Linked DNA regions of Mus musculus: all the other regions are linked to region 1. Evidence: chromatin loops called from intact Hi-C (ENCODE). Cell type or tissue: left cerebral cortex. All regions are shown on one strand.

Evidence for each region. Hi-C counts contacts between places; a loop is a spot of excess contacts. Peaks named below come from ENCODE experiments on the same cell type or tissue, not always from the same donor. Only the 100,000 strongest peaks of a DNase experiment are listed, where the experiment ranks them.
Region 2: a loop joins it to region 1, with 2.4 times the contacts of the local background. A loop is called at or near these places in 21 of 42 quality-filtered maps.
Region 3: it touches region 1 in a loop (2.7-fold over the local background); 19 of 42 quality-filtered maps call a loop at or near these places.

The regions. Positions count from the first base shown.
Region 1 is chr15:79,826,960-79,834,959 of GRCm38, reverse strand. It overlaps Npcd (neuronal pentraxin chromo domain), which reads left to right and starts at 627. Exons shown (of 9, transcript NM_001013362.2): 1 at 627-817; 2 at 1,002-1,045; 3 at 1,193-1,258; 4 at 1,382-1,448; 5 at 5,982-6,272. The coding sequence starts at 749. It overlaps Cbx6 (chromobox 6), which reads left to right and starts at 627. Exons shown (of 5, transcript NM_028763.3): 1 at 627-817; 2 at 1,002-1,045; 3 at 1,193-1,258; 4 at 1,382-1,448; 5 at 5,982-8,000. The coding sequence starts at 749. The coding sequence ends at 6,980. In left cerebral cortex, CTCF peaks have their summits at 2,731 (motif pointing left), 3,714 (motif pointing right), 4,382 (motif pointing left), 6,463 (motif pointing left) and 1 weaker place; DNase peaks (open chromatin) are centred at 5,787, 6,041, 6,507, 7,302 and 9 more places; H3K4me3 peaks cover 5,278 bases; H3K27ac peaks cover 5,790 bases.
Region 2 is chr15:79,910,675-79,918,674 of GRCm38, reverse strand. It overlaps Cbx7 (chromobox 7), which reads left to right. Exons shown (of 7, transcript NM_144811.3): 6 at 199-398; 7 at 625-2,868. The coding sequence ends at 356. It also overlaps a transcript of Apobec3 not described here. Among named protein-coding and RNA genes, the nearest start is that of Cbx7, 18 kb to the left of the region's middle. In left cerebral cortex, CTCF peaks have their summits at 4,225 and 7,656 (motif pointing right); DNase peaks (open chromatin) are centred at 4,202 and 7,175.
Region 3 is chr15:79,929,067-79,937,066 of GRCm38, reverse strand. It overlaps Cbx7 (chromobox 7), which reads left to right and starts at 4,421. Exons shown (of 7, transcript NM_144811.3): 1 at 4,421-4,619; 2 at 6,438-6,481. The coding sequence starts at 4,551. In left cerebral cortex, a CTCF peak has its summit at 4,352; a DNase peak (open chromatin) is centred at 4,330; H3K4me3 peaks cover 1,349 bases; H3K27ac peaks cover 1,055 bases.

The sequences.
Region 1 (8,000 bases):
GTTTATAAACACACTCGCCAAGGTCTACTTGTAGGTGTTGAGACCATGGTCGCAGGCCTGGGTCACCTCTGCAGTCACCCCCCCCCCCCCGCCGCCCCCTTCCTGCTGTGGCGTTTTTGTTTTAACTTATCTGAACCGGTTACAAAACCACACTCCCACGAATACATAAATAATGGATGGGGTGATGTGTTAAAGAAATCCCCACAAGGCCTGGCAAAGCTGCAGTGAATGCATTTCTGCTGTATCATATTTAACTGTTTGCAAACGTCTGCAGGAGGATGCACAGCGCCTAGAGACTCCTGGGCCTATCGCATCTCTCTGTCGAGGGCCTGGCAATTCTGGCATGAGGAGTTACAAGGAGGGTAGGAGGTGGCAGGGATCCTGGGCCTGCAGGATGAAGTGGGACAATGTAGGATTGCACTGCACCTCACTCGGCTTGGCAGCAGCCAAGCATCCATCGGTCTCCCGCCAGGACTGCGGGGGAGAGGACAGGCCCCTTTAAGAGCCTTCGCGCGCCCCCGCCCCGCGAGCGCTCATTTTCCCTAGCAACCGCCCCGGGGGAGGGGGAGGCCCTGGCAACGGCGCTCAGGCCCGGAGCATCACGTGACGGCCCGCAGCTGGAACGCGAGCGCGCGCCCCGCCGAGCGCCCGCCCGCCGGGGGCCTGAGCGCTGGGGCGCGTGCGCGAGCGGTGCAGCACCGGCCGCGGGAGCAGGGAGTATTATGGGCTGTGGGTGCCGCTGAGCAAGATGGAGCTGTCTGCAGTAGGCGAGCGGGTCTTCGCGGCCGAATCCATCATTAAACGCCGGATCCGCAAGGTGAGCCCTCGGCCGGGACAGCCCTGTGTTCCCCGCGGTGGTGTCGGAGCCCGCGGGGCCCTCGGGGTGCAGTGGTCCGGCTAGCCGGGTTCCCTCAGCCACCCCCGCGCCGCCGCCTCCTCGCGTCCCTGCATCTTCCCCACCCCCACCCCCTATTTTTTTTTTTTTCCTTTCTGTTTTTCAGGGACGCATCGAGTACCTGGTGAAATGGAAAGGGTGGGCGATCAAGTGAGTGTCGTGGGTCGTTGGCATGGGGACTGGGGAGGCGGCAAGAAGACACCTGGGCCTTGGATAGGGGGTGCGTGCTTGAGCCCTCGCGGTGTGCCCCTGCCCCTTGGGTTTTCATTTTGCTCTTCTGTACGCGTGACTCGGCAGGTACAGCACTTGGGAGCCAGAGGAGAACATTCTGGATTCGAGGCTCATCGCAGCCTTCGAGCAGAAGTGAGTTGGAGAAGCTGGCAGGCGCGGTGGGGCGCCGCGCAGGGAAGCGGGAAAGGCGGGCAGGGTCGGGGAGTGGGGCCCAGGAAGGGACCCTTTTTCATCTTTGGCGTTTCTTGACTACAGGGAAAGGGAACGTGAGCTGTATGGGCCCAAGAAGAGGGGACCTAAACCCAAAACTTTCCTCCTAAAGGTAACCTGGCCCAGCCCCAGCAGCCCCCGCTCGGGCCCCCAGCCAGGGCGCAGCACAGGGCCGGCCTGCAAGGGAGGGACAGATCCGCCGCTGCCTAGGCGGGCAGGCTTTTCCAGAGGGGCCCCAGCTGGGCAGGGGGTGGTTGTGAGTCCCTGACAAGTCCCTGGCAGCGGGCCGTAGCCAGCCCAGCCAGAGGGGCCTGGGAGTGGGGTAATCAGGGATGAAACCAGGAACTGGGGGTGGGGGATCGACTGTGCTCCAGGAAGCGGGTGAGTGAAGCAGGTGGGGCATACTCAGGGGAGGAGGTGACTGGGAAGTTCTTTTCGCTAGTGAGACCCTTCATCTCCTCCAGCCTTGAACACACTGGCCTGTTTTGTGATTTAGAGTCTTGGAGCTGTTGAGTATAGATAGGCTTACCTCCTGGCAAAACACTGGCCTCCCATGCCCTATAACTGCCCACCTCCTTTGGAGTGTATTCTGTACCTTCTCCCATAGCACTTGGGGGCCCGGCTTGAATTTGACCTTAAATTACTTCAACCTGAATTTGATCATTCACACTGGACTACCAGCTTTCGGGTCCTGAGCCTGTCTACCCCTAATCCTGATATTTCTGGAGGTTCCAATGAAGATGGGGTGGGGCATGGTGAACATAGCCTGTTTGGCAAGAGAGCGAAGAACTTCATGGGAAGCCATCTTGGAGAGTTAGGGGTGTTTTTGTTTTTGTTTTGTTTTGTTTTGTTTTGTTTTTGATGAGGAAGAACAGAGCCTGGGAAGAGGAGAGCAAGACGATCCCTGATGGCCACTTAATGCAAGGCGGTCAGTGTCTGCCTCCGTAGTTTCCCTAAAGAACTAACGATGCCCCAGGTCTTCTCACCAAATTTGGCACCAGCACAACACGGGAAGAGCTCCTTGGAGAAGAGACTGCAAGATGCAGAACCTCTTAATCTCCAATTTGTCCAAAGAGCTCCAAGCTCAGTGGGGGAAGGGTGGACCAGACCCCGCTGTCTTGGCCCCCTGCGCTGTCTTGGCCCCCTCCGCCAGCCAAAAGACTGGGTGTAAAGAATTAGCCTTGGACCAAATGCAAATGTGGCAAAAAAAACCCCTTGGTTTCTGGAATCCTATTGTCGCGTACCCCTACTCCCCCGCCTCTAGCCACGGTGCATCTTCGGGGATTAACTCAGCAACCTTAACCCTGATGCTTGATGGTGGGGAGGGAGTGGGCAGAGCAGCTGGAAGACTGGTGGGCTGTGTTGACAGCTTGTTGGCGCCCCTGGAGCACCCTCTAGTGGTCAAGGCGGTAATGATCTTGAGTATGGATTCTCAAAATGCCCTTTTCTTAAAAGTTGTCATTTCCCATTTGTTTTGGAACCCAGCAGTGCTGAGTCCTCTGCACGAATCATCTCCTTTAATCGTCTCAACATCCCAGTGGAGTTGATAGTACTAGTCCACTTTTATAGGTGGAAGTTGAACACACATCTGTAGGAAACAAGGCTCAGAGATGCTAGGGCAGGGGGTGGAGCTGCCTGCTGTAGAGCCTTAATCCAGAATTTAGGAAGCAGCTGGTGTGAAGGGATGCGGAGGGAGGTAGCTTAGGCTGGACCTGTTGCTTTGTGAGTAAGAGGCAGTTCAGCAGAATACACAGGTTTTTCTGCAAGGAGGAGTGCTGAACATCCTGGCGCCTTCTTGAGATGGCTGCCACGAACCCATTCCACACCATGGAAAAGAAACAGGTTAATAAGGTACCCACCACCACAGAGAGCTAGCAGCAGTGTCTCAATGCTGTCTGCAGTCCTCCCCAAACCCTGTAGCCACTCCTGTCCTGTTAGTGCAGTGAATGTGGCCTGCAGTGATTTCGAAATTCACTAAGCAGACCCAGGGCCTGTCAAAAACCTCCCAACCCAAGGAGAATAACATCTTTTTGTTTGTTTGTTTGTTTGTTTAATACGTGAGTGCTTCTGTGTGTGTGTGTGTGTGTGTGTGTGTGTGTGTATGTGTATACCATGTTCGTGCCTGGTGCCCATGGAGGCCAGAAATGGATCCCCAGAATTGGGAGTTACAGGTATTTGTGAGATGCCATGTGGGTGCTGGGAACTGAACCTGGGTTCTCTGGAAGAGCAGTCATTACTCTTACTCTTGAGCCTTCTGTTCAGCCCGAGAACTGTATCTTATGCAGTATGTTTAGACACTGTAAAGTAAGAGATTTTTCTTTTTTTTTTTTTTAAGATTTATTTTTTATTATACATAAGTACACTGTAGCTGTCTTCAGACACACCAGAAGAGGGCGTTAGATCTCATTATGGGTGGTTGTGAGCCACCTTGTAGTTGCTGGGATTTGAACTCAGGACCTTTGGAAGAGCAGTCAGTGCTCTTACCTGCTGAGCCATCTCGACAGCCCCGAGATGTTTCTTATAAGCCATTTGAAAGCATGTTTTAGGGAAAGCTGGTTTCTCAGAAGCCTGGTACCTACCAAGTACTGGCTGCCTCCAAATGTGTGGTCAGCAGGTGCTCTAATGTTGCTCACAGGAGGACACCATGGCAGGGACTCACTGAGATGGCGCAGAAAGGGAAATGAGGTTTGGACTGTTATCTTGGGTCCACTGTTTGCACACATCCTGACACTCCAAGGACCACCTGTTTCCCCCCCTCCCCCGTAGGAGCTAGCTAGTCAGTGGGGGCTGGAGAGATGGCTCAGCAGCTAAGAGTGCTATTCAGTCAGAGTACCAGATTCCCAAACACCTGCAACTCCAGCTCCGGATCTGATGATGAGGAAGTGGAGGCAGGATGCAGCGTGAGAGGATGGCAGGTCCTTGTTTTTGAAGAGATCCCTTAAGCTCCCCCATCAATGTACCTGGGAGGGGTGTAAGGGGCCCCTTGTGGAACTCAACTGGACAGAGCCCTGGGAGCTAGCTGTGTCTGGCTCAGTGCTGCCACCTAGTGTCAGTTAGTGAATGTGGACACTCCAGCCTGGATACAGAGCCCCGTAATCTTCAGATGTGTTTCTTGTCCCTTGAGGGTTTGGGGCTCCCTGGTAAGAAGACATCTGTTCACTATAAGCCAGGAGACCCCTGACTGGTCGTGATCTGGGTTTGTCAGGAGGTGTACAGGTTTTCTCTTTGTACTCATTAAGCATCCAGTGTGTGGGGACTGTGGATGGAGAGTCCCGCCCACCCCCAACACAGATTCTTTCTGGGGACCCCAACAAATTATCCATGGGAGTAAGCTCCTCCTTGGTGCCCCTAACTTCTCCTAACTAGACTAGAGTGTCACAACCGAACCCCATGCTTTGCCCCATGGTGGCTGGGGTTGCTATTAGAGTCAGGATTCTTGTCTTTCCCTATTTGGTCCTCAGCCACAGCTGTCCACTCTTATCTTTGCATCCTCTGAGCACTGGGATGTGGCCTGCATGGGTCTCTGTCCTCATGTCCCACCCTGGCCTCAGAAACTGCTGGGATTCTCTCCATATCCTGGCAGTGTCCGGTCTGTTTTCCTCTCTGCGTTCCATAAAGTCACCACCTCCTGCTAGGTAGCCCGTGTCTCTAGAAAGTAGCACCTTATGGAAGGCATCCTTCAGAGTAGAGCTGTGCAGCTGGCCCTCATCCTTAGAGAAGGAAAGGCTGGCTATGGAGAAGTCGTGTCTGCTCTCTGTTCTAAGTCATCAGGCAAGGGGTGAGCTGGTGTGGGGCTCTTGTGAAGTCACTAGCAGCTGAGCTGCTGTTGGGTCCTGGGGCTTTTCAGAGATCACACTTACCTCCACTCCATTGTCTTGTGCCCACCCACCCGAGGCCTAGGCTAAATTCTCACACTGGCTTCTGAGTATAGGCCTTTGAACCGTTGGTGTGAATGCACTCTTGCCTAGGGTCAGGGCAGAGAGTGGCTGGAGCAAGGGCCTTTCTTGAAATCATGGTCATCTGAGGTCAGGGTGAATCTACTCTGGCACCAAGAAAATTAGCCCTTGGAAGAGTCCCAGGCTTGCCTGGGATCCGTAACAGGGAAAAGGGTTCCTCACAAGGTCCCTGTCATTATTGCTGAAGCAGCAAGAATGGCGGGGTAGTGGGCATGGGGAAGGGTAGGGCAGTGCGCACACACGATGACTTAGGGGTAGTAAAAAGACCTTAAGAATTACCTAGCCCTTGTAGACAAATTACACACCACCGCCTCTCTGGACTGGTTTCCTGTTTGGTTTGCTTTGGTTTTTTAGAAGAGTATTATGTAACCCATACTATCCTCAAACATACAGTGTAGCTGAAGATAACCCTGAACCTACGGTCGGTGCACCTGCCTCCATTTACAGGTGTGCCCCCATGTCAGGTTTATTTGGAGCCGGGACGGAACTAGGGCCCCGCGCATTCCAGGCAAGCCTGAGCTGCACGCCCCAGTGCACTTTCCCTTTAATTGTCTGAAGGGTCATAAGTCACTGATTGTTCTGGGTACTCTTTCTGAACGTGTACTGATGGAGCTCGGGGCTATCTGGCACAGGGGTGTCTAGGGACCGCGGGAAGTCTTGAGGTCCCACACACGCCCCTTTGCCCGCAGGCCCGGGCCCAGGCGGAGGCCCTCCGCATCAGTGATGTGCATTTCTCTGTCAAGCCGAGCGCCAGCGCCTCCTCGCCCAAGCTGCACTCCAGCGCTGCGGTGCACCGGCTCAAGAAAGACATCCGCCGCTGCCACCGTATGTCTCGCCGTCCCCTGCCACGACCAGACCCACAAGGGGGTAGCCCTGGCCTACGCCCACCCATCTCGCCCTTTTCTGAGACCGTGCGCATCATCAACCGTAAGGTGAAGCCCCGGGAGCCCAAGCGGAACCGCATCATCCTGAACCTGAAGGTGATTGACAAGGGTCCGGGAGGTGGCAGCACTGCGCAGGGCACCGGGGCACTGGCCCGCCCGAAAGTCCCCTCGCGGAACCGGGTCATTGGGAAGAGCAAGAAGTTCAGCGAGAGCATGCTCCGTACCCAGATCCGCCACATGAAGTTTGGCACATTTGCGCTCTACAAGCCCCCTCCTGCCCCTCTGGCGCCCTCTACTGCGGGCAAAGCCGATGTGGCCTCCTCGGGGCCTGGGCTGCTCCTGGCCACCCCAGCTGCTGCCCCCTTTGACGCACACAGCTCCAGCTCTTCCGGCTGCCCCTCACCCACACTGCAGTCCTCTGACCCAGACGATGCACCACCCAAGCTACTCCCGGAGACCCTGAGCCGATCTGTGCCCAACTGGCGAGAGTCAGAGGTGCTCGATCTGTCCATCCCTCCTGAGGCGGCTGCCACCGGCCAGCGGGTGCCTCCTGATGTCACTGGTGCTGCGGACCAGGCGCTACATACAGCTCTGGAGCCCACAGGTGCTGGCTCCTCCGAGCCTGAGGCTGGGGACTGGCGCCCCGAGATGTCGCCATGCTCCAATGTAGTTGTCACAGATGTCACCAGCAACCTCCTGACCGTGACCATCAAGGAATTCTGCAGCCCGGAGGATTTTGAGAAGGTGGCCGCTGGGGTGGCAGGTGCTACAGGGGGCGGGGGTGGCACTGGGCCAAGTAAGTGAGGGGCTTCCTCAAGGAGGGGGGCTTTGGGGGGCCTCCTTCCTGGAGTCATACTTGTGCTCCCACCCCGTCCCTGCCCTCAGACCCGTATGCCTGTGCTTAGCTTGCCTCAGATGGCTCAGTGTTGACCCAGGGATAGGGCTGGTAGCCCTGGACTTGGTTAGGGCCTTGGTAGGGCTTAGAAAGGAAGATCTGCTCCCTAGTGTACCTGGCACTGTCCCTGACTGTGCAGGTGGGGCCCACTAGATGGTTTCTGGGGGATCCCCAGAACATGGGGTTCACCTATCCTATCTACATCCCCCCACCCTGCCTCTCCTAGCTTGCTTCTTGCTCTGTGTGCAGTGTTTGGTCTCGGTGCTATCTCGCCATCTGCAGGGCCCCCAGGAGATCCCGCCTAGGGTGGGCACAGGCTCTCACCACCCTGGCACTGAGTGAAGGATGAGGCCAAAATGGGTCCCTCCCTCGACACCATTGAGGGTGGCAGCAGCTGGGCCAGAGGTCCGCTTCCCTGCTTGCCTACGTGTGGACCAGGCCTATGCAGATCTCTTGCCCCACACACTGTCTATCCCAAACCCCCTTTTTGAAGGTGGAGGGGCTGGCAGACATGGCACCCTGCCACAGCCTCTGGGTATCTGAAAACCCCTTCCGTTTTCTACCAAAGGTGCTGCAAGAACCTGCTGTAGGAACTTCTGGCTGTGCATGTGTGTTTGCCCCTTGGCTCCTTCTTGTGTAGATCCGTGTGTGTGTGTTGGGTGCAGGGCCTTAGTTTTCCCTGCAACACCCTTTACGGTTCCTCAGAACAGGGTCGCTGAAGGCGTGGCCTCCCTTGCCTTAGCCAGGCCTGGCACAGTCCAGTCTGTGCGGTTTGTCGTGGAAGCCACAGGCCACTCTGATCCCAGGTTGCTGGGGGACGTGGAGCCACCTCAGGCCCTTCTTGGGATGGTCATCTTGAAGGTCAGATCTTCACTGCAGATGTGGTACTGTGGGGACTGGTAGAGGAAGAGCCCAGCTACAGCCTCCTC
Region 2 (8,000 bases), 84 kb before region 1:
AGCAGGCAGGACTGACTGGACCTGGCCCCTGCCCATTCTGCTATAGCTAGCTAGGCAGGTGCACATGCGCCCTCCTAAAGCATCCTGCTTCAAGCGTGTGGGGGGATGGGCAGCGTGCTACCATTCACGACTTCTGACTGCCCACTCGGTGCCGAGTGGTGCCTGTACCTCACCCGTGTCTTTGTTCCATGGCTGCAGCAGAAGCAGACCTGACCAATGGGCCGCCTCCCTGGACACCCACGCTCCCCTCAAGTGAAGTTACCGTGACTGACATCACCGCCAACTCCGTCACCGTCACCTTCCGCGAGGCTCAAGCCGCCGAGGGCTTCTTCCGAGACCGCAACGAGAAGCTGTGAATAGCGGCTTCCCCTCTTAAAACTGTGCTTCTTGGGGCTTGGGTGAGGATTTCCAGAGACAGGAGGGGCTGGGAGCAGGGTAAATATTTTTATTTTTTAAAAAAGTAGAAGCACGGGGAAGACCCCAGCACCCGCCCTTGCTCCCCGACGGTTGTTTACAAAGAGGCCTCAGAAACAGGGGGGGAAGGCCAGTGTTGTCTGGGTCTCATCTCCTGGGCAGATGGGGACAGGCTACCCTGCCCAGTACGCCTCTGTCATTATCTTTCAGAGGCTGATCCGTGGAGCCGGAGGAGCCCAGGAGGTCCAGACCTTGCCTCAGGCAGTCACCCCAGCTTTCTGGTGGTGTCCCTTCCCTGTCCCTTGCCGTGGGTCTTTACTATGAACTTTCCACTCCAGCCTTGTGGTGGGACACAGAGGCCGGCCTTGGCCACCGGGGACAGGATCAGGACAACCGGCACGGGCTGGACCAGGGAAGAGGCTGCCCACCAAGCCTCCTCCGAGTGTGCTGTCTCCCTGCCATTGGCCTGTGTAGAGATGCCCATGAACACATCCGGACACCCCAACATGCACACCTTTAGAAAACTGACCAGTTGAACATGACACCATTCACAGCACAAACAGAACTTGCCGCGGCACCCTTGCTCCGCCTTGCACGTAGGTCATGTGACAGGATCTGTCGGCTGTCATCTCCGAGCCGCCAATTGGACCAGGCTTTGGTGTGCAAGGTGCAGATGCTTCCACACAGGCTCACAGCCACCTGGCCCACCCTTCCTCCCACAGGAGTTCACATTCTTTCTGACTCAGGTGACTTTCCAGCCCCGCCCCCCAATTTCTCTGCCCTCTCCTGCCAATCAGCCGATCTGGGCACCCATGGGTGCCAGTGGTATGTGGGCAGTCAGGGAGGGAGTGTCCCACCACTTTCTCAGGGCAGTCCTTGTCTTCTTTGTCCCCCTCCCCACCCAACCTGAATGGCATGGCTAAGGATGGATGACCCCTCCCACCTTGTGGGGGTTGAACATGAATCAGGTTGCACACAAGTGTGTGGTCCTGATTTGGCAAGGGGGGGGGTGCGGTTTGCTGGTTTGCACAGGTGCCCTATAGGCTGACAGCTTCCTACCTGAGGACGGCTCCCTCCCTTGTCGAGAGCACATTGCTCACACACCCGCTGCTACCATACGAACCTATATGGCTGGGTCCTAGCAGCTACCAATTCTGCTGTGTCTTTAGGAGGCCAGCAGAGTCAGTATGAACAAGGGCAGGATGACTTCTAAACACTACCCTGCCCCGTGTCTGTCTGCGACTCTATCCTCTTCCTTCTCTAGTCCCTGGTCTCCCCCTCCTTTAGTCTTAATGGTCCAGGGTTAACTCAGTGCTTCCGTTGGTGGCCGTCATCTGTGGGTGACCTGAATCTAGAGGATGTCTGGGTGGGCCAGAGAGAGGAGAGACAGGAACCTCAGCCAGTAGGCTACAGGAACCTGGAGGTGGGGAGACCTTGGTGTTCTTGAAGCCCCAGCTCCCAGAGAGGTGAGGGTGGCTGGAGCTTTTCTTTGCTGCTGGGTTTGATGGCCCACCATATTGGGGGACAGAATCCCTTCGGTGTCATGCTTCCCATCCCTAGGGGCATGGGACTAAATGCCTGTACAATTTGAATTTTGATCATGAGACCCCAGGGGGGGCTTTCCAAGCAGCTGCCTTCTGTCTTTTGCAGTAGGCGGTGACCTTTTATCTCACGGGGCCCTTTATGAAACCCACCAGTCCCTGGAGATTGTGGACTAGGCTGGATATCCCTCAGGGTAGCCATGTAGCTCTGAACTGCTGGAAACTGGCCGCCTAGGGAGAATGGCAGAAGGCTTCGAGTGGCTATACACAGGCTTCTCCTAGCCTGAAGCTACCCAAGTGGACAGTAACACGCCCCCTCTCCACCCACATACACTAACCCCATACAGGGCCAGTACTCCATGAGCCAGCAGTGGCGACCACCTGCCTATCTCTTAACCCCTCCCCCTGCATATTTGAATGTAGAGGTTGGGTTGAACTTCCCCCTCCCTGGGTTGGGGTGAAGATGTGCCTCAACCTCTGGTGTGGACACTTGTGCAGTGCCACAGTTGAGCCCATTTGGCCCACGTGGTTCTCATCTGGTAAGATGGTGATCTTATTGCCAAGTTCCTTCCACCTCCTGCCTACCGAGGAAGTAGCTCGGTGTCAGCGAGGTGGTATCGATTTTGCTTTATAAATGGCGGGCCAGACCTGGCCACCAGGTCTTTGCGCAAGACCGCTTCCTTTGCACACAGAATGAGCTACGAGCTTTGTTCAGACGACCTGAATGTATTGGGAGGAATTGGGCATAGGCCTTCCCCCGGGGGGAGTGCGATGGGAAGAGTAAGCAGGTGTAGGCTGCAGTTTTATTTTTGTACTGATATTGGTAAAAGACTGTATAGCATCTATTTATTTAGATGATTTATCTGATAGATGAGGCAAAAATTATTAAAAAATACATTAAAATGTCTTTAGAGACTTCTGTGTGTCTGGTTGTTTGTTTTGATGGTGTGATAACTGTGTGATACCCCACCCTTACCCTCAAACCGTAGCCCAGGACTCCGTGCCTCCCAACTATAGTCCATGGTATGGGACTATAGACATCCAGTCTTCTGAACCCAATTAAAATCAGCTGAGGAGAGAAATGAGCCTAGCGTGTCAGGGCTGGGCCTGTGGCCGTGAACCTTGCGGTTCCTCTATATCTTCTAAGAGTAGCTGGTTCTAGAAGACTGGGTGTCAGCAGCTTGAGTGTTCAGTCTCAGGCTGGAGAACCAGGTCAGTCATGAGGCTGACGCGCACTTACATGGACTCTGCACACCTGACAAGCTCGACACAGGCAGTGCAGAAAGCATGCACTGCTTAGTTCTCTCGATGGCCTGCCCTGCGCGGCTGTACAGGCAGGACTTGACACCTGCAGAGGAACCTTGGGTATGTCCGTCCACAGCCAAGATGAGAGGTGATGTCAGGAGAGCCTCTGGAGGTATGGTGTCCACTGCTCTACTGAGCTCAACTCCACAGAGGGCCCACAATCTCCAAGACTCTGCAAAGAGGTGGCCCATGACAATAACAAAGGAGACAAGCTTCTTGGTAGGATGGCCATTGGTCCTCGGAGCTGGTGCTGGCCCCAAGGTTGCAGTGGACAGTATTCATCTCTCTCCTTCAGTCCCCACAGCTGGCATTTCCACAGGTCAGTGCATTCATCAGAGGGGTCCAGAGCCCTTTTATCTTACCAGGCCATGCCTCTGATACTGTCTGTCTTAGTCTCCACCGGGAATAGGAATGGCGAGGCTACTCAGCTCCAGCTTCTGGCAAGCTCCTCTCTCCTGGATTGGAGGCAGTAAACCTCGGGGTCAGTAGCAGCCTTGCAGCGATGAGATACTATGTTAGCGTTGTTTCTTCCATTGGCCCACTGGTTGTGGGAGGCAAGTACCCAGCTTCAGCGGCAGGGTTTTGAGGCGCCCCCTGCACTGCTCGCCTGGCAGCAAGGATGTCTCTGTTCTAAGGAGCAGAGTCTACATCTGCATGAAGGCCCTATCTAGCCTCCAGCCCTTGCCATTTCCTGACTGGCAGCATTCAGCATTCACTGGGCACCTGTTCTAGATCTTACAGAGATGCCATCTGCACACACACACACACACACACACACATACACACACACACAGGCTTTGTAGCACATTGTCCCCACAGACCAGCTGCCCTGGATAGTATTGCACGGGGTGGGGCGTTGAGTCTGCGGACCAGGCCCACACAGCTGCATCCCCCCTCACTAAGAGATCTTTGCTGACTGGAAGTTGCTGCAAGGGAAATGCTTATGGGGTAAGCCCAGTGTCTTGTTGCCCATAGATGGCAGCAAGGACCCAGGTAATATGTACCCAAGTCTGAGTAGGTGTTGGAACAAGCACATATGAATCACTGTAAAGTTGTGGTCCTCAACCTTCCTAATGCTGCAACCCTTTCAGTTCCTCATGTTGTATTGACCCCATCTAATCATAAAATTATTTTGTCATTACCTCATAACTGTAATCGTGCTTCTGTTATGAACTGGAATGTAAACACCTGATCTATGGCTTGCCTGGGGGTCGCGACCCACAGGTTGAGAACCATGGCTCTGAAGGGCCGGGTGTCCCAAGGTGACCAACCACCTTCTACACTATCAAGCAACCTCCCTGAGGCTCAGCACCATTTGGGTCCCACCCCCAGTTCTCACCTCTGACAGATGAGTGGCTTTGAGGCAGCTTTGGGAGGGGCTGTCTATGAAGAAGTCTCACTTAGCCTCCCCTGCCCGTCTCCCTGCCTTGCCCCAGCGGCTGTGCCATTGGGCAGATGCTTTGGTGAGGACTGAGGCTGGCATCACCCACTGTGATGGAGGCACAATGAACCCCCTCTCCCTCATATTTCCTGGGAGTCCTCTGTGGTCCTTTAGAGCACAACCTTAAAGGGCTGCAGGAGAGATGGCTCAGTGGTTATAAACACTGAGTGCTCTTCCAGAGGTCCTGAGTTCAAGTCCCAGCAACCACATGGTGGCTCACAACCATCTGTAATGGGATCCGATGCACTCTTCTGGTGTGTCTGAGGACATCAACAGTGTACTCACGACCTTACTGCTGGGGAGGCCAAAGCAGAAGAAGGATCAGAAATTTGAGGCCAACCTGGTCTATATCTTGAGACCCTGTTTTAAGAATAAATTATTAGAAACCTGGACTTGAGTCAAGCATGGTCCTACCTGTCTTTAAAAGTATTTTCCAGTCGGGCGTGGTGGCGCGCATGCCTTTAATCCCAGCACTCGGGAGGCAGAGGCAGGCGATTTCTGAGTTCGAGGCCAGCCTGGTCTACAGAGTGAGTTCCAGGACAGCCAGGGCTATACAGAGAAACCCTGTTTTGAAAAAAAACAAAGTATTTTCCAGCAATCTGGAAGTAGAGGCAAGCAGATGTATATACGTTTGAAGCTAACCTGATGTACATTAGAGAATAGCATCCAGTCAGGATCACAATAGGGGAAACCCTGTCTCAAAAGCCAAACAAAAAGCCAGGCACAATGGCCACCCTTGCTTACTATAACTGCAAACGTGGACGCAGAACACAGGAGCTCAAAGTCACCCTTGGCTCATGTCCTGGAACCCTGGGATGTGCTCTGTAGACTGGACTGGCCCCCCAGTCAGAGATCCACCTGCCTCTGCCTCCCGAGTGCTGGTATCAAAAGTGTGTGCCATCACCTCCTGGCCCAAGCTATGCAGGGACTTTGAGAATTACCTCGGTTATGTGAGACTTTTTAACAAAAAAAAAAAAAAAAAAAAAAAAAGATAAGACAACAATGAAAAAGAGGACGAAATTAAGAGGATCAGGGAATTGTTCACATTAAATCCACTCCAAGCTTCCACCACCTCAGAGACCCAAGCTGTCCTAAAGTGTTTTCCCGCACGTTACCATCAGCCCCCACGGGTTCTGAGTGGATGGGGTTGGGGAGGGGGGAGGCTGTCTTCACATACAGCTTCTATGGCCTCCACATCACTGTGGTGGGACTGGTACCAAATGTCCCGGCCTGCCTGTGACCTCTGTCCCACAGGTGCCTGCTGAGCTGGCCATGTTCCCATGTCCTTTAGGCACACTCCAGGTACTACATCTTTGGGAGGGAGTCTATTCCATGTGCAGTCTGAGCTGATAGCAGGGGCGGGAGAGGGGGAGTGTCAGCTTGTGGGGCCTGTATCCCTCTGGGAGACATTCTCCTCGTGCATGATGCAGTTGCTCCTTCTAGGAGCAGTCAGACTGGTGAAGACTGTGGTCCACTGTGCTGATTGGTTGTCAACTTGACACAAGCTACGATCATTTAGAAGGAGGGGTCTTCAACTGAGGACATGCACGCATGTCCCCATCAGAATGGCCCTGTGGGTATGCCTATGGACTAAGAAGCATTTTCTTCATTAATGACTGACATGAGAGGGCCCTACCCGCTGCGTGCGGTGCCTCCACTGGGTGGGTGTTTCTGGGGTGAATAAGAAAGCAGAGTGAGGGCTGGAGAGATGGCTCAGTGGTTAAAGAGCACCGACTGCTCTTCCAGAGAGGTCCTGAGTTCAATCCCTAGCAACCACATGGTGGCTCACAACCATCTGCAATGGGATCTGATGCCTTCTTTTGTGGTGTGTCTGAAGACAGCGACAGTGAACTCATACATAAAATAAATCTGAAAGAAAGAGAGAGAGAGAGAGAGAGAGAGAGAGAGAGAGAGAGAGAGAGAGAGAAAGAAAGGGAGAAAGAAAGAGAGAAAGAAAGAAAGAAAGAAAGAAAGAAAGAAAGAAAGAAAGAAAGAAAGAAAGAAAGAAAGACAGGAGGGAGGGAAGGAAGGAAGGAAGGAAGGAAGGAAGAAAGAAAAGAAAGAAAGAAAGAAAGAAAAGAAAGAAAGAAAGAAAGAAAGAAAGAAAGAAAGAAAGAAAGAAAGAAAGAAAGAAAGAAGACAGAGTGGGCAGGCCACGGGGAGCAAACCACTAAGTAGCAGTCTTCCATGGCCCCTGCTTTTAGCTCCTGCCTTGGTTTCCCTTCTTTGATGGATTGTGATTGGGATGTATAAACCAAATAAGTCTCCCAAGTGGCTTTTGGTCATGGTGTTTATCACAGTGATAGAACACCAAGACTTGCTCTGGCCCCCATCTCCCACCCCCCACCTCCGGCTTTCAGACCTCTAGGAATCTACACTGTTGGAGCCAGAGCTCCCCGCCTGCAGAAAGCTGTGCGCTCAAGCTGCCACCCACCCATCTACCTCCCCAGTGCCGAATCATACCCCAGAAAACCACTAAGAAAGCAACAATGTGTGAACACTGTGTTTTCCAAAGCAACCAATTGAATGGGAAAAGGCTCCGCTCTCACAGCCTTTGCTGACAGCACGCAAAGCTGACCGAGGACCCTGGATTGTTGGTGCTGCCTGGCTTCCTGCCAGTTAGGCAAACACCCGACCGCTGATGGTGGGCTTGGTTCGGGTTCTGCCTGGGATTTTGAGGATTGAAAAAAATGTCTTACTCAGTTGGTAGAGTACTTGCCTAGCATGCAGAGCCCTGGGTTTAGCCCCCAGCATCACAGAAAATGACCTAGTGGTACCCACCTGTGATCCCAGGCACCAGAAGATCTGGAGTACATGGTCATCTTTAATGCACAGTGAGTTTGAAGCTAGTCTAAGATGCATGAGACCTTGACTTGGGAGGAAAGAACATTAAAAAAAAAAAAAAAAGATTATAAATATATGCTCTCTGCACGTACACCTTCATGCCAGAAGAGGGCATCAGATCCCATTACAGATGGTTGTGAGCCATCATGTGGTTGCTAGGAATTGAACTCAGAACCTCTGGAAGAGCAGACAGTGCTCCTAACCACTGAGCCATCTCTCTAGCCCCTGGGGGAAAATTTTTTTAAAAAAGTGTCCTTCAGGCCTGGCAGTGGTGGTGCACACCTTTAATCCCAGCACTTAGGAGGTAGAGGCAGGTGGATTTCTGAGCTCAAGGGCAGCCTGGTCTACAGAGTGAGTTCCAGGACAGCCCACCATACCTGGTCTGAAGGAGACTTTTTCTTTCTATTTTTCCTAACCCTGAACACTAGTACTGGGGTCCCTCCTGGCTTTGAAGT
Region 3 (8,000 bases), 100 kb before region 1:
TCTTTATGTCTCTCTTGGGGTACACACTTTTCAAGTGCTCCATAGTCATTGTGGAATCTGGTTACCAATGCAGGCCATACTGATACAGGGGAAAGTGGAGTCTCTTCTTGGGGTTCTTAGTTTCATTTTGTTTGTTTGTTTAAGATTTATTTATTTAATGTGTGTGAGTACACTGTTGATGTTTTCAGACACACCAGAAGAGGGCATCGGATCCCATTACAGATGGTTGTGAACCACCATGTGGTTGCTGGGAATTGAACTCAGGACCTCTGGAAGAGCAGTCAGTGCTCTTAACCACCGAACCATCTCTCCAGCCCGTCTTAGTTTCATTAATAAAAGAATTTAAGACTAGGCTCAAATGAGAGAACACAATCGATTCTGTTAGAGTTTTGGGAAAACTCTGAGCAAGAGGTTAAAGCACAGCAGCCGTCCAGACAAGGATGGAGGAGAGAAAGGAAGAGGCCTTAAATGGAGCTGTCCTGGAGGGCAGTCATGTGATCAACTGACATCTTTGGCAGGGAGGGAAACTTTAGCATAAGCCCAACAGGCTGGAGCAAACGCCCAGAGGGTTAAGAAAAGTGTGCTTAGAAAAAGATAAAGATGGGGGCTGGTGAGATGGCTCAGTGGGTAAGAGCACCCGACTGCTCTTCCGAAGGTCCGAAGTTCAAATCCCAGCAACCACATGGTGGCTCACAACCATCTGTAATGAGATCTGATGCCCTCTTCTGGTGCATCTGAAGACAGCTACAGTGTACTTACATATAATAAATAAATAAATAAATCTTTAAAAAAAAAAGAAAAAAAAAAGAAAAAGATAAAGATAAATAAATAAAGAGGCTGGAGAGATGCCACAGTAGTGACTTATCCAGAAGTCCTGAGTTCCATTCCCAGGAACCATATGGCGGCTCACAACCATTTGTAATGGAATTTAATGCCCCTATTCTGTCTGATGCTCTCTTCTGTCAGGCAGGCACATGTGCAAACAGAGCACTTATTTACATAAATAAATAGATTTTAAAAATAAATAAATAAAAGGAAAAGTTACACATTTCAGAAAATCAGATCGATTTAAGACCCTTGCAGAGGGTGGTTACAGTCTGTAAAGGAGGGCACCCTGGGGTGGACTTGGTTTAGAGTAAGCCCGCCTCCCTAGGGGGTGGTCCTTTAGCCGAAGAGATTGAACCAGCTGGACTGGAATTGTAAGCCTCCACTGAAGCTGGAGACTCAGTTTTCTTGACCCGGAGTTGAGTGTGTGCTTTTCCTACTCTTATAGTCTGGCTGGCCCAGTGTGCACCCGGCCGTCCATCGCCAGCAGATGCCTCCCGCAGCTCAGGCACTAGAGAGGAAATTTGTGGTACATTTTTTTTCCCTTGGTACCTTCACAGGGAGTGAACCATTTCCTTGGGAATAAACCATTCCCTTGTGGTTCTAATTTACTTTGATTTAAAAAAAAAAAAAAAAAAAAAAAAAGCTGGGCTTGGTGGCAATCCTGTAATCCAGAGGCTGGAGGCCAGTGACCGTCACATTCCACACTTAGCTCACCAGGGAGGGGGCCCATTAATCTTTATTCCTCATTGGAATGATTTTTTTTTTTTTTGTAAATGGCTTCCTCATATAATCAAGATTTCCAATACTCTGTAGATTCTTCACTTTTTTATCCTTGGTGTTAGCTAGTTGTATTCTCTCTCTCTCTCTCTCTCTCTCTCTCTCTCTCTCTCTTCTTGGTTATTTTTCCCAGAGGATTGTCAACACTGTTAAATCCTTTCTAAAGAAATAAAATAAAAATCCCAGCACTCTGGAGGCAGAGGCCGGCAGACTCTGTGAGTTCCAGGCCAGCCTGGTCCACAGAGTGAGTTCCAGTACAGCCAGGGCTACACAGAAACCTTGTCACTAAAAACCAAAAGAAGAAAAGAAGGAAAACTGTAGAAGCTGTAGAAAAGTCCATTAGTCAAGGTTACAAATCTCGTTAAAATTTCCGGTCTCTTACGGTCTCTTACTATTTTTCTGCTGGTCTGTTGAGGGCGGGGAGTAAACCTCTGACTCTAATTTGTGGATTCCTGTGGTTTTGTGTGTGTGTGTGTGTGTGTGTGTGTGTGTGTGTGTGTGTGTGTGTGTGTGTTCTTCCCCCACCCCTTCAGCTGTGGTGTTTTGCATGCCAATTCGAAGCCTTTCTCCTGGTAAAGCGGTCCCTTTATTTAGAAGGGGCTTCCTTTGTGTTTGTGATGCGTTTTTTCCCTCATATTTAAATGGCCCCGCCAGCGCCAGTCTCCATCCGGTTACTATCCCTCCTTTACAAACACCCCTTTCGTATTTACTTTGTGCAAACTGCATCAGCTGGGCAATTTCATGCAGCTTCATTTTTTTTTTTAATTGGCCCCAGTATTAGTTCCCTACGTTTACTGAATCACAGAACATTTGAACTTAAATCATGTGTTTATTTTTCTCTCTTCTTGCTTGGTTGCTTTTCTTGGTGTTTCTAACCTTGGCAACTTGTATTCTTAACGGATTTTTTTATTTTGCTCCGGGGTGTGTGTAAGGATATTAGAATACTTGAACTCCGCTCGCTGGGGTTACTCTGCCTCTTGTTAATTTCCCATCTTTTTTTGTGGTGGGGGTCGGGGGGGGGGACGCGGTTTCTGCCTTTTTTTTTTTTTTTGCCACCAGCGTTTTCATCGTCTCTTCCTCATTGCATCAGACCTCAGACCCCTCTGTCCTCCGCCCCACCCCCAGACTTCCCTGAGCCCTGCTTGTCTTGTTCTTGGGTTGGAATTCCCCTTAGGGATAGGGGAATTTCTAGGGTCTGTATTCGTAAATATCTTCATTGTACATTTGTTCTTAGTAGATGTTTCCATGGAATATTATAGTTCTCGGATGGTGGTAATTTTCTCTGGGGACAGGGACATGTCATCCCCTGCCTTCTGGCTTCCTTTGCACTTGATTTGAAAAAAAAAAAAAAAAAGCTCAGGTGCCAATGTAACATTCTTTTTCTCTTTTTTTTCTTCGCCAGACATAGGTGCTTAGAGTTTATTCTAAGAATAGGGAACCCCAGAATGCTTCTAAGCACTGAGTGACTCGGTCGGGTCTGGTGGTAGAAAGCGCACTGCGATCACTGGGCCCCGTGGGGGAGGGGATTGTTGCTAAGAATCCAGGCTGTGGGGGGTGGTGATGTTGAGGGGGAAGCCCTGAGTCTCCTCCAGAAGGTCAGAACAGCAGGAATTAGGAGGAAATGGGAGGAGTTGGGGACGACTCGGACCTGTCCTCAACAATGCCGAAAACTGAAAAGGCTTGGTGCTGGCTCCGGGGTGAGGACTTTTTTCCTTCCACATTTAGTTGAGGCAAACGGTCAGCAAACCAAGGGCGAGGTGGAAAAACCACTGGAGTCCAGGCTGTTGTGGGATCTGCAGACGGCAAAAGTGGGTCTCCACCTGCGACGAGGTGTTAGCAGCGCCTAGCCTGGTCCCTCAGGGAAGGGCGCTCGCGGTGCGTTTTCGCATCACCTACTAAGACTGGTTTGGGTTGATGGGTGGAAGCGTGCTTGGAGCGGGGGACTCAGAGGCACCTGTTCAGGCCTGCTTAGACTACGTACTCCGGGTGGAAAGCTTTGCTGTCTGTCCCTCCTGCCGCGCGGACCCGGCCGGACCTTGTCTCCTTTGTAGGAAAGGAAACTGGCTGTCCTAAAATTCACTGTTTTGAACAAAGTGGCCTCGAACTCATAATGATATGCCTGGCTCTACCTCCCGAGTGCTGGGATTAAAGGCATAAAGTACTACCTCCAACTTTAAAGGTTTTGTCTTATTTCTGAATAAATACTTATGTGTATGAGTGGTTGTTAGCCTGCGTGTACGTATGTGCACACTGTGTATGAGTACATCAGAGGATAGTATGGAATTCCATGGAGCCACAGTTGTGAACCATAATGTTGGAGGTGGGAACCAACCCAGGTCCTCTGAAAGAGCAGAAGTGCTATCTCTCCAATCCTTGTTTCAATGTATTTATTTGTGACAGGGTCTTACATAGCTAAGGTTGGCCTTGAACTCCTGATCTTCCTGCCTCAGCTGTCTAAATACTGAGATTACTTGCTTGCTAATCTCGGCTTTAAGGCCACTTCATTTCGGACCTTCTCAGTCTTTAGGGGGACTTGGGAAGACTGATCACGTCCAGCCCAGAAGCCGAACTGAGAGATGGGATGGACCTTAGACTGCCAGGAGCATCAGACCTGCTGCCAGCTGCCCAATTTGGTCAGCAGGCGGGGTTAAGGAGTAGGGCGTGGCTCCGGCAGCGAGGGGGCGGAGCTGACCCTCTGGGCGCTTTCAGAGGCACGCGCGCGCGCACCCGCTCTCTGGCGCTGGGGAAAACGTTGCGCAGGTTCAAAAATGGAACGTCGGCGGCGTGAGGGAACACTAGGGGGTGTGCGCGCGTGCGCGTGCGCGCCCGGACGAGCCTGACGGGGTCCCCGCCGTCCCGAGCATCGCGCGCAGCCGCCGCGGCCCCGCAGCTCCACCCCCGGCCCAGCCCGGTCCGGTCCTGGGCCCACTCGCCCGCCGCCCCGCATGGAGCTGTCAGCCATAGGCGAGCAGGTGTTTGCGGTGGAGAGCATCCGGAAGAAGCGCGTGCGGAAGGTGAGGCTGCTCGGGGGCGGCTCCCGGGACAGGGCGAGGTTGCCTCCCGCTCCTCAGCACCGCCCACTCCAGGTTGGGCAGAGCAGAAAGTGGTGCAGGGGTGACCTGGGGACCCTGGGCTGCCTGGCGGGTCTCCACATCCTGTTCCTCACTTTCCCCACCACTATGTAGGGCCAGTAGAGTTAAAGTTGTTGCCCTCGGATGTTGGTGCATCCGAGGCCACCTGGGATGGAGATGAAGATAGGACTAGAGATCCTGAGTTCTATTCCGTCTCGTTCCCTTTACGCTCACTTTCGAGGAGACTAAAGCTCAAGTTGATGAAGCAACTTGCCAGTGCGTTAGAGTCAAAGTGAGTCTCGAACTCGGCTCTCTGGATATTTAGTACCAAGTCCTTTGAAGTTGGCCGCAGAGCTTTAGGAAAGTCTCCTGTGGCCTCTGAAGTTTTCTTATTGGACTTTGACCTTCCCGATCCCAACCCCCCAGGGCACACCTTTCTTCTCCGCTCCCATTCCTCCCCTCCCCCAACCTTCCAGCCGGGTGCTGCTGCCCTGAAGCCTGGGCCACTGTTGTTGGGACATCCTCAAAGCTCCTCCCACCTCTGCCAAGGCCTTACACTTACACACACACACACACACACACACACACACACACACACACACACACACACACACACACACCCTGAGATTTAAGGAGGTGGTTTTGCCGCGCTTAGGGCCGCACACCTCAACCTGCAGTTTCCTGTCCAGACCTCAAGTCTGCGATCTTTGTGCACGTGCTTGCTGATGGGCTCTTCCCAGAGTGAACTTGGAGCTGGCCATATGCAATGAAAAGAGTTCCTGTCCTGGATCTAAGGGAGGGTCCCCTCTCCTTTTCTCCTTGCCATCTGTTTCGGAGGCTCCTGAAGCCACCTTTTTTCCATTTGGCTTAAGTGCAGGCATGAGAGTGTCTGCTGTAGCATCCTCAGCACGGGTTCCGGTGGGCCCAAGGTAGGTGGCTTGGAGCTTGGCGATCTATTGATTAGGGCTGCTTTCTTTCCTTGCTGTTTCTCGGTACTAGACTGAAGCGGGTATAGACATCATCTCCTCTAACAAGGAACAGAGAGGTGGGTCAGACAGGGGACTCATTCGCTCAACTCAGCACTCCCAAATCTCTACCGAGGCGGCAGTGTACTCTAGAGCTCAAGGCTCCCTTTTCTCTCTCAGAACTGGCTTTCTGGCAGAGGACAAGGATGCAGGATGAACGAAGGATGCAGGAGAAAGGAAAGGTGGATGCCTTTGGTGGACAAAGGCTTTTCATAAAGAGCTGTCCACTGCGTGGTGCTGGGGGGGACTCTTTGGCAAGGTGGATCAGAGAAGAGGAACTCAAAGCTCTCCCATGTTGATATTTCATCCAGTGCATGGTGCTGGATGAGACACTTAGAGACCCCTTTCCCTTGAGGCTCCAATTTCTAACAAGTGGAGGGCCTGCTGGGCTGCCTCTACCTGAGGCTTTTTTTTTTTTTTTTTGAAAGTGAGGAATCATGGTCCTGGCATGGTGGTCCTTCAGCCACCGCACAAGGCTCTACATGCACAGTCCCATGTGGTCTCAGTTTCTCTAGGATTCCAGGGATGTCTGGGACCAGATAATACTCCCGTGGGGCAGCAAGGAGGCCTGTAGGGATGTCGCATGGTAGCCAGAGTTTTGGGGGGTATTGACTCCAGGTTGACAATCTTGAGGTTCACAGGTTGGTGATACTGTGTTGTGGCAGAGGGTCCTATTGTCCCGCAGGTGGTGGTAGAGTATGTATGTCTCACCCTATCTCCTTTCTTTTTTTCACAGGGCAAAGTTGAATATCTGGTGAAGTGGAAAGGATGGCCCCCCAAGTAAGAGTCCTTTGTGTGTCCCCTGTCTGTCATCCTCTCACCAGGCTGGCCCTAGCTCCTGTTGCTTTTTTAGCAAGCATTCCTCAATCACCAGCTTTTCTAGGCCTTAATTCCCCCCTGGTAAGGGGTGGCCTCCTTATCCCCTCATCCTGCTCCCTTGCTGGCCATGAAGCAAAGGCCCTAGCATCTTGGCTTCGGAAATGGCTGCAAGCCAAGGGGAAGAGGTCCCCATGTGGGGCAGGTTCAGTGCTAGGTGAGAGGGGAACCTTGGGCAGTGGCTCCCCAGTCCTCACTGCATTCAGGGTAGGGAAAGGCAGAGCCTGGGTCATCTTGGGTTTGGATGGTGCTCCCTTGCCTACCAAGTAAGTTATCTTTTTTTTTTTTTTAATTTTATTTTATTTTTAAGTAGCTCTGATTCTGAGCTTTTCAGGTGAAGAGACAGAGTCAAAGACAATGAGCAACTTTCCTTGGGTCACACAGCCAGGGGAGGCAGAGCAGAGCCTGCTCATTTCCAGGCTTCTCTGAATTTCCAGTATTCTCTCCTAATGTTGTGGGCTAGAGAGCTAGGTTTGATACACAGCACAGCCGGTGGGCCTCTGGTGCTGAGACCTAACCAGGAGTCTCTCGCTAACCAGTCACCTCCCAGCAGAGAGTTGCTGCCGGTGAGAACAGGCTAGATATAGAACCTCTCTATTGGCTTGTGAGTGATCTGCTCTGCCTCCTGGACAACCCCTCTGCTTTCCTGATGGCTCTGACCACCTCTGGACAGGACTTTCTTCCTCTGTCTGTGTGTGGGAGGGGTGGAGGTGGAGGGCTGACCTTGTGATTGGATCCTGAGATAATCATGGAGGGATGGTGACCTGGGTATTGGTTCAGGGTGGACTGCAGGCAGGCATCCAGGTGCTGTACCTGATGACTGACAGGCACAGCACATGTTGTCTACCCCCTCCCCCATCTTCCATTCCCAAATGCCCCTCCATTGGTCACTAGTGGTCAGTGTCCTCAGAGGTGCTCAGCTGCGCTATCTTCGTTCATCTGCAGCTGATCATGTCTACAGCTTCCCTGAAGAGAATGGGAGCTAGTGCCTTGATAGCCCTCCTGTTTGTGTCTGCTCAGAGCCACTTGACTAGATCATCTGAGAATGACACCTTCTCTCCCCTTTGCTGCAGAACTTAAGGCCTGGCTGTCCTGTGGCCACCTGGAAGCCCTTGGACAAAGCCTCTGCCTCTGTTTGCAAGTCTTCAAATACCGAACCCCCAAAGCATCTCCTAGAGCCAATTGTTCTGGGATTTGGACTGATAGTACAGGGTGGGGTGGGGTGGGGTATAAACCCTGCTTTCCTTTTGGAAGTAAAGATTCTATTCTAAAATAGGAAAAATACTACCTTCTAAGGGGAAACTGAGGCTCAGAGAGAGAGAGAGATCATTACAGGACCATAACTGCCAACCCCCACAGCAAGCACCCAAGGCGCCTGTGGGAGGCAGGTCAAACTGCCAGGGTGCCCCACCTCACTGGGAGA